Regions from separate parts of the Homo sapiens genome. Here region 1 is linked to region 2. A link is an interaction called in ENCODE POLR2A ChIA-PET data of the cell type or tissue named here. Cell type or tissue: K562. All regions are shown on one strand. Links, peaks and the distances in the headings refer to the core of each region. The heading gives the core; the rest is flanking DNA. Region 1 overlaps ENDOV (endonuclease V). Region 2 overlaps SLC26A11 (solute carrier family 26 member 11).

What was found. ChIA-PET counts read pairs that join two places held together with the same protein. Peaks named below come from ENCODE experiments on the same cell type or tissue, not always from the same donor. Only the 100,000 strongest peaks of a DNase experiment are listed, where the experiment ranks them.
Region 1: POLR2A ChIA-PET joins it to region 2 with 5 read pairs; 2 of 35 experiments call an interaction of 5 or more read pairs at or near these places.

The regions. Positions count from the first base shown.
Region 1 is chr17:80,436,309-80,444,629 of GRCh38, reverse strand. ENDOV (endonuclease V) reads right to left here. Exons shown (of 10, transcript NM_173627.5): 10 at 6,544-8,321. Among named protein-coding and RNA genes, the nearest start is that of MIR4730, 21 kb to the right of the region's middle. RefSeq lists an enhancer at 2,492-3,158. In K562, for the core only: no CTCF peak of the experiment used is centred there; DNase peaks (open chromatin) are centred at 3,072 and 3,329; H3K27me3 peaks cover 4,681 bases.
Region 2 is chr17:80,234,745-80,243,065 of GRCh38, reverse strand. It overlaps SLC26A11 (solute carrier family 26 member 11), which reads right to left. Exons shown (of 18, transcript NM_001166347.2): 8 at 5,963-6,138; 9 at 5,472-5,544; 10 at 1,245-1,295. Among named protein-coding and RNA genes, the nearest start is that of SLC26A11, 18 kb to the right of the region's middle. RefSeq lists enhancers at 5,439-6,226, 6,227-7,016. In K562, for the core only: no CTCF peak of the experiment used is centred there; no DNase peak of the experiment used is centred there.

The sequences.
Region 1 (8,321 bases), core at 52-8,051, 200 kb before region 2:
CACGCCCTCCCCTGCCGCAGGAGCAGGGCTTTGTCATGCCTGGGTCCCCAGCTGGGCACAGGAGGGTGAGCCCAGCATGGGGCAGGGGCCTAGGGGGCCATGCACTGGTGGCTGCAGTGCCCCCACTGATATGGGGGTGGTGCCACCTCCAATAAAACAGAAGAGTTTGGCTAAGCCTGGAGCCCTGGGGACTTGGGCTTGACACTGGGGGGAACGTCCTGATTCCGGAAAGAATGAGAGCATCTCTGGGATCTGCTCCCAGGGCTGTTCACAGCCTCCAGCCCAGCGTCCTGGGTAAGAGGTGTGGGGAGGCAAAAGCGGCCTCAAGACAGGAGAGGCACGGCCTGCGGGGCGGAATGAGGGGGCCAGCTCGCCTCCTTAGGACCCCAGTAGCCGAGCCCCCAGGAGCGTCTGAAAGCCGCAGACTCCCAAGGATCGGGCAGCCCCCCTCCTCCCGGCACCCCCGCGGTGTGAGCTGCAGACACACAGGCACACCCGCACACATGCGCACGCCCCCGGGCCGCCTCTGCTCCCCTCGCGACTTGCGTTTGTTTTGCTCCGGCAGGGCTGGAATGGGGACACGCTGCACTCTCGCAATTGGCAGTTTCCTCCAAGCCCCCCGTGGAGGTGCCATATGTCCGCATCATGAATAGGCTTGAGGCTCCGTGCCATGGCCTGGGGGGCTGGGAAGAGGCAGCTGCCAATCACCCCCAAGTAGGCAAGGGGAGGGGGCTACCAGAGGGGCGGGGTGGGGGCACAGGCAAAGGCCAGGGGACAGGGTAGGGCCAGGGCTTCGTCACTGGTTCTCACAAGGGTGGGACACATCGCAGGTGACCCAAGGGCCTTTGCTGAAAACAAAGCAAAACCCAAAAAGTCCTGGGCTTTGACTTTGATAAGTGACCAAAGTCCCCGACCCTGCCACTCGGCCTCGGGCCCGTCCGTGTGCCGGCCGTCAGCCCAAGCCACCTCCCTCCTCCAGGACAGCCCAAGCCACCTCCTCCAGGATGCCTCCCTCCTCCCTGCGCCTCTGCTCCGGCATGTGCACCCTGGGAGCCTTCACCAGTGAGGTGGGTCCAAGGCCTCTCTTGTAGGGAGGAGAAGGAGGAACCAGGTTCAGCCAGCACCAAGTGGGGGCCACAGTGTTAGTTCCCACAACACTCCCAGAACTGGGGGTTATTATCCCCATTTTATAGATAAGAAAACAGAGGCCCGGCGAGGTTTTACTAAACTGTTTCAAGGTCTCCCAGCACAGCGACGGCAGAGCCAGATTCTGCTCAGGTCCGGACAGTGCACAGTCAATGGTCCCTTGCCCAAGCCTGGAGCAGCCCCGTCCCCTGCTGTGCCTGGGCACCCTCTGCCTGGTGGCCACCCACCCTGCCCCTTGTCTCAGGGACCTGGCTTCTCCTCCTCCACCTCCCAGCTCCGTGATGCACTCTGTCCTGCCCCCACCCCCCAACCCCCACTTAGAATGAACTCTTCTCTCCTCCTCCCAGCTCTGTGATGCTGTCACAGAGTCTCTCTGTGTCTCTCTGTCCCCCGCCCCTTAGAATGAACTCTTCTCCCAGCTCTGTGATGCTCTGTCCCCCACCTTAGAATGAACTCTTCTCTCCTCCTCCTGGCTCTGAGACACTCTGTCACCCTCTCTTAAAATGAACTCTTCTCCCAGCTCTGTGATGCTGTCCCCTCCTTACCGCCTTAAAATGAATTCTTCTCTCCTCCCAGCTCTATGATGTTCTGTGCCCCCCACTTTTAGAACAAACTCTTCTCTCCTCCTCCCAGCTCTGTGATGCTTTGTCCCCCCGTTACCCCCTTAGAATGAACTCTTCTCCCAGCTCTGTGATGCTGTCCCCCGCCCACCCCCTTAAAATGAACTCTTCTCTCCTCCCAGCTATGATGCTCTCTCTGTCCCCCCACCACCTTTAGAATGAACTCTTCTTTCCTCCCTGTCCTGAGGATGCTGTTACCCATCTTGCTGACTGCAGAGACCACACAAGACAGGGACACCTGTCTGCAGTCTGCACGTGTGTCCCTCCCTAACCTCAGCCCTCAGTCACCTCTCCCATCCGTGCCTGGTCCAGGTCTGACATGCAGGTGACTGTGGAATGAATGAATGAATGGACAGAGACAGGTACAGGCAAGAGTGGTGCGCCGAGCACGCGAGGCATGACTGCAGAAGCTGCCACCAGTGTAGCCGCAGCCGGTGTCACACCGTCCCTGGGGGGGTGGAGGAACTGCCCTGCTCTGGGCTCCACAGGCCCTTTCTCTCATTCCTGGCCCTGCTGGACGCAGCGACGGTGGGTTGGATGAACTGCCCTGGGTTAATTGGCTCTCTCTTCCTGCCAGCATGATGGATCCTGCTTGACATTTCCCCAGATAGTTAATTGATAACCAAGTAATTTGTCATGGAGACCTCATTATATGCCAACTGGGTCCCCTAAGCCGTTAGCGTCTGTGCCCCAGAAACAAGATTGGCAAGTTAATAATGGAGGCTTAATCACGCTGTTCTCTGCTGGCACCGGAATAGAATTACCTGGAGACAAGATGGGACACTGTTGCTCTCCTTGGGCCTTGGAGATGAAGCTTTATGAGAGATCCTGAAGCCACTGACCCTTCTTGAGAAGGTCACCTGACCTCGGTTTTCTCAACCAGGTGTTCCTTCTCCTGGCAAGAGTGCTGTTCTACTGAGAAGTCCCCCTCTCCACAAGGTGCACTGAGGCTGCTCCAGGCCCTAGCTCTGCACTGGGCACTTGGCCCCCCGACCCCAGGCCACAGTGAGGGGTTCAGGGGAAGGCATGTGACTCAAGCCTGGCCAGCCAACAAGTGTCGGCGTGGGGCCTTCGCTGGGGCCACTGGGGCCGCTGGAACAGCAGGGCTCACTCTGCCAAGGATTGTTATGTGGGTGAGGAAGTGAGGCTGGGCTGATGAGGGAGCAGCCTCCCGGAGAGGGAGGGAGCCAAGGCCAGGCCATGCAGGGCGGCGCTGCCTCCTGGAGTGAACTAACGAGGTCCCAGCTTTGCTTAAGTTGGTTTTTGTCACATGTAACCTGGAGAGTTCTGATTATACACAAGGGAGCTCCACTCAGACACCCACCTGCTGCAACTCCAGGATTCAAGCTGTCTGCCAGGGCTGCGGGGAGGAGCCCCCTGGGGAGGAAGACCACCTGGTACAGAAAGGCAAGGCCTGGGAGAGATGGCCTGGGCTGGGACGAGGGCTGGGGTCGGCAGTCTTGAGGAGGGCCTGGGGTCTGCTCCCCAGGGGGTCTTGGGCAGGAATGGAGGCGAAGCAGGGCGGAAGCTGAAGAGGAGTGAGGCTGGAGGAGAGGCTCCGGCCCCAGCCTTGACTTCAGCACCAAGGACAGCGGCAGCACACTTCCCGTGCAGTGAGGCAGGCCCAGCGCAGCCCCCGACAGTGAGGCGGGCCCAGCGCAGCCCCCTACAGTGAGGCGGGCCCAGCGCAGCCTGGCCTGGATGTTTTTAATTTTAAAAATATCTTTTATTTAAAACTAAATAGTGATGGAGATGGGGTTTCGCTATGTTGTCAAGTTGGTCTCGAACTACTGGGCTCAAGCAATTCTCCCGCCTCGGCCTCCCAAACTGTTGGGATTACAGGCGTGAGCCACTGTGCCCAGATGGGCCGGATGTTTTTAATGAACCAAAAGGAGATTTATACTTCCATGGCAGGGTTTGGGGATAAATAAGTAATGGGTACACAGAATATCAACCCAATCCCCTAAATGAGGCAATTATTAAGTCCAGGAAAAATAAGTGGTTGTACAAGAAAGGAAATGTAATTACAATACATTACTCAGCTGGGAAGAGTGTGTGCTGAGAAATAATAGTGCATACATTGAATTCTGATTCAATCAAAAGGAGAAGCTGGTGGGAGAGTGTGGGGGGGCACGTGTGAGAGAACAAGCTTTCAGCCGCCATCGTGGGAAGGACATGGGTAAATTTCTCAATCTGAAAAGGAGAAAAAAAAAAGCAGCACCAGCAGCAACATGAGCATGGCTATTCGGAAGTAAATACCAAAGAGAATCAGCTACAATCACAGAAAAGGTTGCCTCTGAGAAGGGGGAATCAGGAAAGAGGTGTGGTTTTTCGTCAGAAGCCTTGTAGTACTATTCGATTATTAAAACTGTCAATTTATGATGTTGATTAAAAGCATACATGAAATGTAGGCAGGGAGCGGTGGCTTATGTCTGTAATCCCAGCACTTTGGGAGGCTGAGGCGGGTGGATCATTGAGGTCAGGAGTTCGAGACCAGCCTGGCCAACATGGTGAAACCCCGTCTCTACTAAAAATACAAAAATTGGCTGGGTGTGGTGGCGGGCGCCTGTAATCCCAGCTACTCAGGAGGCTGAGGCAGGAGAATTGCTCGAACCCGGGAGACAGACGTTGCAGTGAGCCAAGATTGCTCCATTGCACTCCAACCTCAGCGATAGAGCGAGACTCCGTCTCAAACAACCAAAAATACATGAATGTAAGTAACTAAAAAACAAAACCAAAAATTCTCAAGCTGCTCCCCGCTCCCAGCTCTCTGTCAGGCCCAGGCAACCCCAGGGTAGGGCCCCGAGGCCTGTCCTGTCTTCCTGGATTCTGCACCTCCTCCCCGGCCCCTCTCGGCCCTCCTGTGCTCCCTCCATGCCCCTCTCTGGGCTGCTCCGGGTCTATCTGTGGATTTGTCCTGGTCCTCATCCCTCCTGCCTTAGCCTGCCTCCCACCTTGCCTGCCCCTTTCTGCACTTTACTCCCTTTTGGGTTCTGCCCATGGCAATCAGAGGGGAAGGGGTGCCTGTCCCTGGGGGAGGAGCCCAGCCCTGTCCACAGGGCCCGTGGCACCCGCAATAGCTGTCAGCTGGCCCCTTTAGCCACACCCCTACTGGCCCCACACCAGCCGCCCATGGTGGTAGGACACAGAGAAGTTGCTCCTGCTTGCCGGGGAGGTGAATTGGGGCTAGCAGGCTGTACTCCATCATCTCCATGACACCTCGCCTAATTACACTGCGTGCTATTCATCTGGATGTCAGCGCTGCAGCATGGCTTTGCCCTTAATTAATAATTTGGTAAAACTCCACTCGGGGCCTGGCCAGGGAAGTTCAGCAGGGACTGCTAAGGCTGGGCTGCTGCCGGGGTTGGGGGGCCAGGCTGGTGAGCACTTCCCCGCCAGCAAGTGTGGGCTCCCCCAAACATTCCCAGGTGGCACCCCTTCACCCTGAGTTCCTGTTTGAAAGACCAGAGCCTGGGGGGAGACAGGGATGGGTGAGGGGTGTCTGCAGCTTGGGCACTGCCCCTGGAGGAGAGGGTGACTCAGGCCTCAGGGCACCCGTCAGATACCCCTTCCTGCCCCAAACACCACAGCTTATTCTAAAAGCATCGGTCCCACTGATAAGAGGCTCAGAGAGGCGAGGTGGCTTACCCAAGCACACACAGCACACAAGTACAGAGGCCTTGGTCTGGAACCCAGGGCCCTGGTTGCCTGTGCACAGCCACTTCCACCAGGACAAGGAGCCCCAGGCCAGGCCCTTCAGGGACTCTTCCGCAGAGGAGGCAGGACACAGGCCCTGGGGTGGGCGTGTACCAGCTACCAGGGTGTGAGGGGCGAGGCTGGCTCTCCTGGAGCTCATGCTGCCCTTGGCCCTGGAGGACGGGGCCCCCATGAGAGGTGCGTGGCTCAGGTCAGATGCTGTGCAAGGGGCCAAGGCCCAGCTCAGACCCAGATTCAAATAGTCCAATGCCTGTGGCCAGAGCAGGGGTGGGGCTTGGGACAGCTAGGACCACCAGAGGGGCCCCTCCCTGGGGCCTGACCTTGGCCAGATCCTAAAGGACCACTCCAGCCCTGGTGTGTCTTCTGATCCTGAGTGCCACAGGAGAGGGGACGCAGGACAGCTGGGGTCTCAGAGGCTCCAAAGGCCAGGCCCACCTGCTTCTTGGAGTCTTTCCCTCCCAGCCTCCAGGCAGGGTGGGGGCCTGGGAAAGGGACACAGAGGCCCGCAAGTGAGCAGGAAAATCTATTTGGATCTGACTTGAATTATTAAGTGGTTCAAGAATATTCTTAGCTCTGGGCAGGCTGTGGTCTGTAGAGACGGACTTTACCACGGCCCTATTTTTAAAGTTCTGTGGGTCGGAGTCAGAGTCGAGACGTCACTGCACTTAGGGCCCCCCTGCACGCCCCTCTGCCTGCCGCCGGGGAGTAGGGTGGGGACAGGGCAGGGGGGCACATGCCAACCCTGCAGACCCCCACCCTGCAGGGGAAGGGCGTGTGACGCAGGGATGGGAAGTTGGGGCTCCCCCACCTACCAGGTGCCCAGGCCCACCCCTGCCCAGCCCCTGGCCCGTGAACCTGCTCCCCCAATTCTAGCCCCCCTTGACCCTCACACCCTGTTTCCCCTGCTTCAATCCCCTGCACTCTACTCCCCCAAACCCGCCCCCCTCCCCAGAGCAGCCTTGGGGAAAGGGGCTGGGCCAGCTCAGGGCTGCCACTGCACATCCCCACGGTGGGCTGGCATCTCTGCAAGATGCTTTTGACTGAAGAAAAAAAATCAAGCTTTTGAAGAATTCAAGTTAGTTTTATTCAAAGGTCTTACTGAGAATCCTAGACCCAGGTCCCAGCCCGGGAGCAGCCTTAGAGAGCTCCTGTTTGACTGCCCGGCTCAGTGTCTCGGCCCACTGCTTGGTTACGGGGGCCGGGGCTCAGGACCTGCACAGTCACATCCATCCAGCTGGCTCCGAAGTTACATTACAGCAGAATCACATCAAGGTTTGGGCATAAGAGCACTTCTGGTTACAGATTACAGAAGCATAATCGCTAACCTTGGCCAACATTTTCTCATGTGCACGAAAAGCCAAGGACCAGGGTCCTTCACCTTTTAAGGAATACAGTGACTCAGGCAACAGACGCGGGGCCGTGTGTTCTTTCCTGTTTTGTTTTCAAAGCGTCTCTCTGGAGAGCTGCAGTGTCACAGAGTAAGGGCCCACAGAAATGAGCACACACTTAGGTTTGCTGCTGACACGCCCTGCCTCTCCTCATGTGGTTCATGTGGCCATCAGCCGGGGCTGAAGACCCCTGGCACACACCTGCACCCCAAACGGACTACAGGTGCCGCTTTCATTTCAACTCTCACCCATTTAGGGTTCGGAGCCCCACACCCACTTAACCCCAAGCCCAGTGGCAAAGCTTCCTGAGAGGCCCGGAACCGCCAGCCATGAGTTCTACACCACCCCCACTGTCCTCCTGAAACCCTGCTCCCCCAAAGACAGGCCTTACTGAGGACTTGGTGGGGTGCTGGTCAGGAACTGCCCGGTCTTTGGGGAGGGGGTGCTGGCTGTCCGCCTGGGGAGAGCCTGGGAAAGGCATGCAGGCAGATGTGGTTGGAGCTCCGACTCTCTGACTCTTGGGCTTAGGTGAGTCCTCAGCAGGTGCCCTGCACTCCTGGTCCCCTTTCCCAGCCAGATCACTGCTCAGCATCTGCAGAGTCAAGGAGGACTCTCCCAAAACCATGCACGGCCAGATGGCCCAAGTTAAAAGAAGATGCCAGTGACTAAAAGCAGGAGTGAAGGCAGGGACGTTCTCAGAGACCTCACACACATCAATAAAATCCCGTGAACGACGGTATGCCAACAGATGAGATAACATGGACGAAACGGAAAAACTCCAAGAAACACACAAGCTAGCAACTGACTCAAGGATGGACAATCCGAACGATCTATAACAAATACATAGATTGAATCGAATCAAAATCCTCCCAAAGACCCAAGACCAGATAGGCTTACTGGCAAATTCTACCAAAGGTTCTAGCAAGAATTAACACCAATCTCTCTCTTCCAAAAAAAACGGAGGAGAGAACATTTCCTAACCCAATCTATGAGGCTAATATTATCCTGATATCAAAACCAAAGGAAGACATCATAAGAAAACACCAGACCAATATCCCTTATAAATACAGATGTAAAAATCCGCACCAAAATACAAGCAAATCACATTCAGCAGCAGAGTAAATGGATTATACACCATGACCGAGTTAGATGTATTCCACAAATGGAAACTGGCTCAACATATGAAAATCAATCAATGTAACACCTCATATTCACAGAAGAACACAGGATCTTTTCAATAGAGGCCAGAAAAGCATTTGACAAAATCCAGTACCCTTTAAGGATAAAAACACTTAACAAATTAGGACTAGAAGGGACCGTCTTCAGCTGGATGAAGAGCATCCTTGAAAATCTAACAGCTCACATCACATCTAGTGGTGAAAGACTGCAAACGTTCCCTTAAGATCAGGAACAAGACAAGGACGTGTGCTCTCACCACCACGTTCGATCA
Region 2 (8,321 bases), core at 310-8,309:
GGCAGGAAGGCCTGGGACCCACCATTTAGTTATGATAACTGAATTTAAGATTCACACTGGGCCAGGCGCGGTGGCTCACGCCTGTAATCCCAGCACTTTGGGAGGCCAAGGCAGGCGGATCACGAGGTCAGGAGTTTGAGACCAGCCTGATCAATATGGTGAAACCCCGTCTCTACTAAAAATACAAAAAGTAGCCAGGCGTGGTGGCACACGCCTGTAGTCTCAGCTACTCGGGAGGCTGAGGCAGGAGAATCGGATGAACCCAGAAGGCAGAGGTTGCAGTGAGCCGAGATTGTACCACTGCACTCTAGCCTGGGTGACAAAGCAAGATTCAGTCTCTCACACACACAAAAAGATTCACACTGTGGTCTCGAAATATACCACTAAGAAGTCAGCCCGCAGAGACGTAACAAAAGGGAACTAAACCGTGAAAGCGGGCATGACCCCCATCCACAGGCAGGCAACTTGGGGCCCCCGAGTCTTCATGAATCCACCTGCCCCTGCCTGGAGGGAGGCACAGGGCAGGGTGCGGGCACAATCAGAAGACTCCTCTCGATTCCCCCGGCCACAGCCTTCCCCTCTTGACCCCCGGCACTAGGTGCTCCCTCCCCGAGGTGGGACATTCCAGGTGTTCCTGGATCTAGACCAAGGCCACAGACCTCAGGGTCAGGTACACAGCAGGTGCTCAATAAGTGGTAGAACAGACAACAGATGTCAGCTCCTTGTTCTTAGGGGTTAAACTGAGCAGTGTGGAGGTCTGGGAATGAGTCCTTGTTAATATTCTGGAAGAGCCAGGCGCAGTAGCTCATGCCTGTAACCTCAGCACTTTGGGAGGCCGAGGCAGGCAGATCACCTGAGGTCGGGAGTTCGAGACCAGCCTGGCCAACATGGTGAAACCCTGTCTCTACTAAAAACACAAAAATTAGCCATGCATGGTGGCATATGCCTTTAATCCCAGCTACTTGGGAGGCTGAGGCAGGAGAATCACTTGAACCCAGGAGGCAGAGGTTGTAGTGAGCCAAGATCGTGCCACTGCACTCCTGCCTGGGCAACAGAGTGAGACTCCATCTCAAAAACCCAAAACAAAACTAAATATTCCAGAAGATCCCATCTGGGGCCACCTTTGCCCTCCCAGTTCATCACCACCATCATGGTCTTCCTACAATGCAGGAGACACAGAGGGGCAGGCCTGGGACCCTGGAGGCCCACAGCTGGTGTCTTCCTTCCCGCGGCTGGGGTCTTACCGATGGCCAGCAGCTCCTGGTTGGCATCGATGCGGTAATTATTCTGAGATGCTAAAGGGAACCAACGGTAAAGACCTGGTCAGTAATATTCAACATCGCTCAAAAAGTATTCACAAAATGTAACACAGATTATGAATTTCTACACACGGCAATAAGTTTTGTAAATCTAAGAATACACATCTAAAATATTCACATATATGTGCGTGTAAACATGTGCTTGAATGTATCACAGAGTGGAAAGAGGTACAGTACCATGTAATCAGGCCAGGTATGGTGGCTCACAGCTATAATCGCAGCACTTTTAGAGGCCAAGGCAGGAGGATCGCTTGAGCCCAGGAGTTCGAGACCAGCCTGGGCAACATGGCAAAATCTCATCTCTACAAAAAATACAAAAATTAGCCAAGCATGGTGGTGTGTGCCTATAGTCCCAGATATTCAGGACGCTGAGGCGGGAGGATGGTTTGAGCCTAGGAGGTTGAGGCTGCAGTGAGATGAGATCGTGCCACCGCACTCCAGTCTGGGCGACAGAGTGAGACCCTGTCTCAAACAACAACAAGAAAACATGTAAGCAGTAGTTAATTGTGGTAGTAAAAGGGATTATGGGTGATTTGTCTCTTCTTTACTCGTTTCTGCACTCTTGACATTTTCTACAATGAATGTATATTAATAAACACAGCCATTATTACCAATTAAATTAAAACTTTCAATTAAACAGATAGTACAGGATCTTGTTCTGCCACCCAGGCTGGAGTGCAGTGGCACTATCACAGCTCAATGCCACCTTGACCTCCTGGGCTCAAGTGATCCTCCTGCCTTAGGCTCCTGAGCAGCTGGTACCACAGGTGTGGTCCATGCCCGGCTAATTTTATTTTCAATAGAAATGAGGTCTTGTTAAGTTGCCTAAGTGGGTTTCAAACTCCTAAGCTCAAGCAATCCTCCTGCCTAGGCCTCCCAACGTGTTGGGATTACAATGCTTTTTATAATAAGAAAACCATTTTATTTTATTATTTTCATTTTGTTAGATGGAGTCTTGCTCTGTCACCCAGGCTGGAGTGCAGTGGAGTGATCTTGGCTCACCGCAACCTCTGCCTCCCGGGTTCAAGAGATTCTCCTGCCTTAGCCTCCTGAGTAGCTGGGACTACAGGGGCATGCCACCACGCACAGCTAATTTTTGCATTTTTAGTAGAGACGGGGTTTCACCATGTTGGTCAGGCTTGTGTCGAACTCCTGACCTCAGGTGATCCGCCCACCTTGGCCTCCCAAAGTGCTGGGATTACAGACGTGAGCCACTGCACCCGGCCGAGAAAAACATTTTAAACTGGAAACCTCTTTATGACCAGTTGAGATGACTGGAAAGTCTAAGACGGGCCATCTCAGAGAGGTGAGCAGGCGAAGGTTTTAGGGGAAGGCACAGGAGCATGGATCTAAGACAGAGGTTGGCAAACTTTTTTTTTTGAGACGGAGTCTTGCTCTGTCGCCCAGGCTGGAGTACAGTGGCGCGATCTTGGCTCACTGCAAGCTCCGCCTCCCGGGTTCACGCCATTCTCCTGCCTCAGCCTCCCGAGGAGCTGGGACTACAGGCGCCCGCCACCACGCCTGGCTAATTTTTTGTATTTTTAGTAGAGACGGGGTTTCACTGTGTTAGCCAGGATGGTCTCCATCTCCTGACCTTGTGATCCACCCGCCTCGGCCTCCCAAAGTGCTGGGACTACAGGCGTGTGCCACCGCACCCAGCTGAGGTTGGCAAGCTTTTCTATAAAGGGCCAGCTTTTCTGTAAGGGACCAACTTGTCGATATTTTAGGCTTTGTGGGCCCTGCAGTCACTGCTGCAGCTACGCAACTCTGCTGTGGTGCCACGAAAGCAGCCACGGACAGCACATCCCCAAGTGGCACAGCCACGCTCCAACTGACTTTATTTGTAAACATGAGATCTGGATTTCATATACTTTTCACATGTCACAAAATATTATTATTATTTGGACTTTTTCCAACCATTCAGAAATGTAAAAACTGGCCGGGCACGATGGCTCAGGCCTGTAATCCTAGCACTTTTGAAAGCCGAGGCAGGAGGATCACTTGAACTCAGGAGTTTGAGGTCAGCCTGGGCCACAAAGTGAGACCTTGTCTCTACAATTAAAAAATTACGGCCGGGCACAGTGGCTCACGCCTGTAATCCCAGCACTTTGAGAGGCTAAGGCAGGCAGATCACGAGGTCAGGAGATCGAGACCACGGTGAAACCCCGTCTCTACTAAAAATACAAAAAATTAGCTGGGCGTGGTGGCGGACGCCTGTAGTCCCAGCTACTCGGGAGGCTGAGGCAGGAGAATGGCGTGAACCCAGGAGGCGGAGCTTGCAGTGAGCCGAGATCACGCCACTGCACTCCAGCCTGGGCGACAGAGCGAGACTCCGTCTCGAAAAAAAAAAAAAAAGAAATTACTGGAGGGCTGAGCATGGTGGCTCACACCTGTAATCCCAGCACTTTGGGAGGCTGAGGTGGGCGGATTACCTGAGGTCAGGAGTTTGAGACCAGTATGATCAACATGGAGAAACCCCATCTCTACTAAAAATACAAAATTAGCCAGGCATGTTGGTGCGCACCCGTAATCCCAGCTACTTGGGAGGCTGAGGCAGGATAATTGCTGGAACCTGGGGGGCGGAGGTTGCGGTGAGCCAAGATCACACCATTGCACCCAGCATGGGCAACAAGAGTGAAACACTATCTCAAAAAAAAAAAAAAAAAAAATTACTGGGAGGCCCAGGTGGGCAGATCACTTGAGACCAGCCTGGCCAACATAGTGAGACCCTGTCTCTACTAAAAGTATAGAATATTAGTTGGGCGTGGTGGCGCATGCCTGTATTCCCAGCTACCTGGGAGACTGAGGCATGAGAATTGCTTAAACCTGGGAAGCGGAGGTTGCAGTGAGCAGAGATCGTGCCACTGCACTCCAGCCTGGGCCACAGAGTGAGACTCTGTCTCCAAAAAAAAAAAAAAACAAAAAACAAAAAAAACTCCTTTGAAGGGGGTAAGGGTTAGAGCACTGGGACTTTGGAGAAGGAACTTTACCCTGGCACAGCCTGGGCTAGGCAGTAAACACGATTTACACAGTCACAGTAACATACACTGGTAACTGGGCTGTAACCTTTAGAATCAACATAAACCCAAACGCAAGAAGGACTAAATGACGGTGACAAGACAGAACGAAGGTGTCATCCGCACAGACAATACAAAGCTGGCAGGAGTGGAGCGAGTGAAGGACGGAGCTGCAAGGAGGGAATCTAGAGATGCTGACTCAAAACAGACACTGAAGGAGACGAAGGGTTCCCTGCCTCCCTGGGGGCGAGGAGGGGCTGGCCGATGGGCTGAGCCAGCTGAATAAAGCATGTTGCTCAATGTTTAGGAGTTTTGTGAGCCTGTTACTAAACATAGCCATTATTACCAATTAAATTAAAACTTTCAATTAAACAGATAATACAGGATCTTGTTCTGCTGCCCAGGCTGGAGTGCAGTGGCACTATCACAGCTCAATGCCACCTCGACCTCCCGGGCTCAAGTGATCCTCCTGCCTCAGCCTTCTGAGAAGCTGGTACCACAGGTGTGCTCCATGCCCAGCTAATTTTTATTTTTAATAGAAACGAGGTCTCGTTACGTTGCCTAGGTGGGTTTCAAACTCCTGAGCTCAAGTGATCCTCCCGTCTCAGCCTCCCAAAGTGTTGGGATTACAGGCCTGGGCCACCATGCCTGGCCCAAAGATAATACTTAAAACTCATCACTTCCTAATTTATTTGGCATTTGGCTACTACTGATGAGGTTATTTGCACCCACTGTATCTACATGGTGGAGACACCATAGAATATGATTGTTCATGCAGATCTCAACCCAGCTCCATGTGCAAACTCCCCTTTCAGTGACGTTACCTTAAAATCAGACAGCAGCGTTTACACCGTGGACATCGGCAAGGGCCACGAAGCAAAACCTTTTATTTCCACAAACAGCAGAGGCTGTTACAACACTCACCAGCACACCATGGGGTGGGAGGGCATGCCTCATTATAGATCCAGTTTTATCATATATACACAATACATATGTATCTATCATGAGCATGTATTACTTGGATATGAATTCAAATTTCTAAAACTAGTAACGGATAAAGGCAAGCTAGAAAGCAGGCAGGCCTAGCCCAGCCGGCGCACTGGGAGACCTGGGGTGTGGGTGACAGGCGTCTTACCGAAGGCTTTGGCCACCGCAATGCTCTCCAGGAGGCCCATCAGGGGCACCACGGCCAGCCCGGCTCCCATGTCCTGAGAGAGGAGAGAGGGATGGTGAGTGACCTTCCTAAGGGGTAGGACCCAGCAGTGACCCATGAAAGCAGCAAGGACCCACCCCGCCCCACAGGTAACAGGAGCAAGTGCTTGTCAGCTGCAGGATCCGCCTCCTTGTCTGAAGAGGCGCCAGGTGCTGGGAGGAACACGGTAAATTCATCCTCAGCTGGAGTCCAAAACAGGAGAAGCGCCCCTGAACACAAACGTGACATCCCTGAGCTCGCTGAGTTTGCATCCAACCTGGGATTCTTTAATAACTGAGATGTCCGTTCCTGAGGACTCAGCTGTCCTAACTGACCTCAGACCCCCTGGCACCCAGCAGATACATCAGGGTAGGAGCCAGGCCAGGGGCCACCGCAGCCTCAGCCACGCCATCCTGCCTCCCGGCTCCGCCCACCTGCACCATCTCGGTGAAGGAGATCGTCCCGTTGGCTGTGGTCACTGAGAAGGGCGGGATCCGGACTGGAGGGAGCCCCTCAGCTGTCTCCCCTGTTAGGATGAAAGGCTGGTATCCAGTCACCTCGAAGGAGTACGCAACCAGGGCTGCGAAGGAGACCACCAGGGCGTTGCGAGCTAGGAGAGAAGGAGAGGTGCGTCCGAGACCCTGCTCCCGGCGAGTGTGGGGTAGCGCGGCTGCCTCCAGGTTACTGGGGCAGACATCCCAGAGGCAGGAGACGCCCCCACCGGGCCACAGTCCTCACTCTGCACTCTGGGAAACACAACACAGACATAAATGCTATGTGGCAGCATAAGCAGGTGGGACGGCAGAGCTGCAGGCTGCGGACAGGTGCACATGCCACCTGCTGCCAAGCTCCAGGTGACTGGACATCGTGCACCGCGGCAAAGACTCTCTGAAATCAGGTGGCCCAGGGCACATCCACCTCAAAGCACAAAGGAGGAAGAAACCAGATTTACCCCCTTTCCCAAACAACAGAAACAATGGCCTCCAAGATGCGGGACAGTGGACATGATGGCCACTAAGACGCGGGACAGCAGCCATGACGGCCACAGGGAAACAAGGGAGGTGAGTCTATCACTGCCCCGCCGGCTGCCTACGGTTTCCCCGATGGTCCCCATGTGTATGGAGGGGACCCCCTAGCAGAGCCCAGGGGTTTCCCTGAGTTCAGGGGGCAATGCTGGGAGGAAGTCTGAGGAGGCCTGCAGCTGGAGCTGACCGCAAGGTCACAGGAGCAGAGAGGGCAGCCGGAGACAGAGCTGCAGAGATCTGCAGAGGTGCCCTCGGATGTGCAGCAGAGAACTGGTCGAGGCAAAGCTGGGCGAAAATGACCCAAACCCACAGTGGGGAAGAGTCACAAAGAGGGTTACAAGGGACAATCCCAAGGATTCACACCAGAGTAAAAAACCCTCATAATTCATGGAGCATCAGGGACTCCAGAGGGTTTTACCTCAGCAGTGGGGAAGATTAGCCCAAGGCCTGGGGTTGGCAAATGTTTTCTGTAAAGGGCTAAATACTAAAAACTTTTTGCTTTGTGGGCCATAAAGTCTCTGGCGCAACTACTCAAGTCTGTTATTATTGCATAAAACCTGACATTGACCATGTAAATGAATGGGAGTGATTTTCCAATAAAACTTTATTTACAAAATCAAGTGGTGGGCCAAATTAGGCTTGCCCTAGAATGAACACTGCTCTGGTCCAGCTCACAAAGCTTAAAAGTAAGACCTAAATGGATCGAACTGTCCTAAGTAACTTAACTGTATCCCAGAACAAAGCTCAAGAAGATTTATAGAATACAAAAATATCCAGCACGCAATAACCTCAAACTCACAAAGTCTAGCATCCATCCAAACAAAAATTACTAGGCATGCAAAGAAGCAGGAAAATATGGCTGGGTGCAGTGGCCCATGCCTGTAATCCCAACACTTTGGGAAGCCAAGACAGGAGGACTGCTTGAGCCCAGAAGTTTGAGGCCAGCCTGAGCAAATTAGTGAGACACTGTCTCCACAAAAAATAAAAAATTAGTTGAGCATGGTGGCATATGCCTATAGTCCCAGCTACTTGGGGGGCTGAGGTGAGATGATAACTTGAGCCTGGGAGGTTGAGGCTATAGTGAACCATGATCATGCCACTGTACTCTAGCCTGGGTGACACAGTGAGACCCTGTCTCAAAAAATAAAAATAAAAAATAAAAAAAAGACCCAAAAGTAACATAGTTAAAGATGACAGAATTAACAGGACATTAAAAGAGTAACTGTAACCAAATGTAATTTAGTTAATAGGACATTAAAAGAATAACTGTAACCAAATTCCATATACTTAAAAAAAAAACAGAGGAAAGATTGCAACTGTTAAGTAAAGATGTAGAAAATACATTTTAAAAGATTCAAATTGAGGCTGGGCACGGTAGCTCACGCCTGTAATCCCAGCACTTTGGGAGGCCGAGGCAGCTGAATCACCTGAAGTCAGGAATTCGAGACTGGCCCAGCCAACACAGTGAAGCTCTGTCTTTACTAAAAATACAAAAATTAGCTGGGCATGGTGGTGGATGCCTATAATCCCAGCTACCTGGGAGGCTGAGGCAGGAAAACCACTTGAAGCCGGGAGGCAGAGGTTACAGTGAGCCAAGACCGCGCCATTGCACTCCAGCCTGGACAACAGAGCGAAACTCCATCTTAAAAAAAAAAAAAAAGAAAAAAAAAGATTCAAACTGGATTTCTAGAAATGAAAACCACAGTGTCTGAGACGGAACAAGCACTTGGTGCAATTACAACAGCTGAGACATTACAGAAAAAAAAGA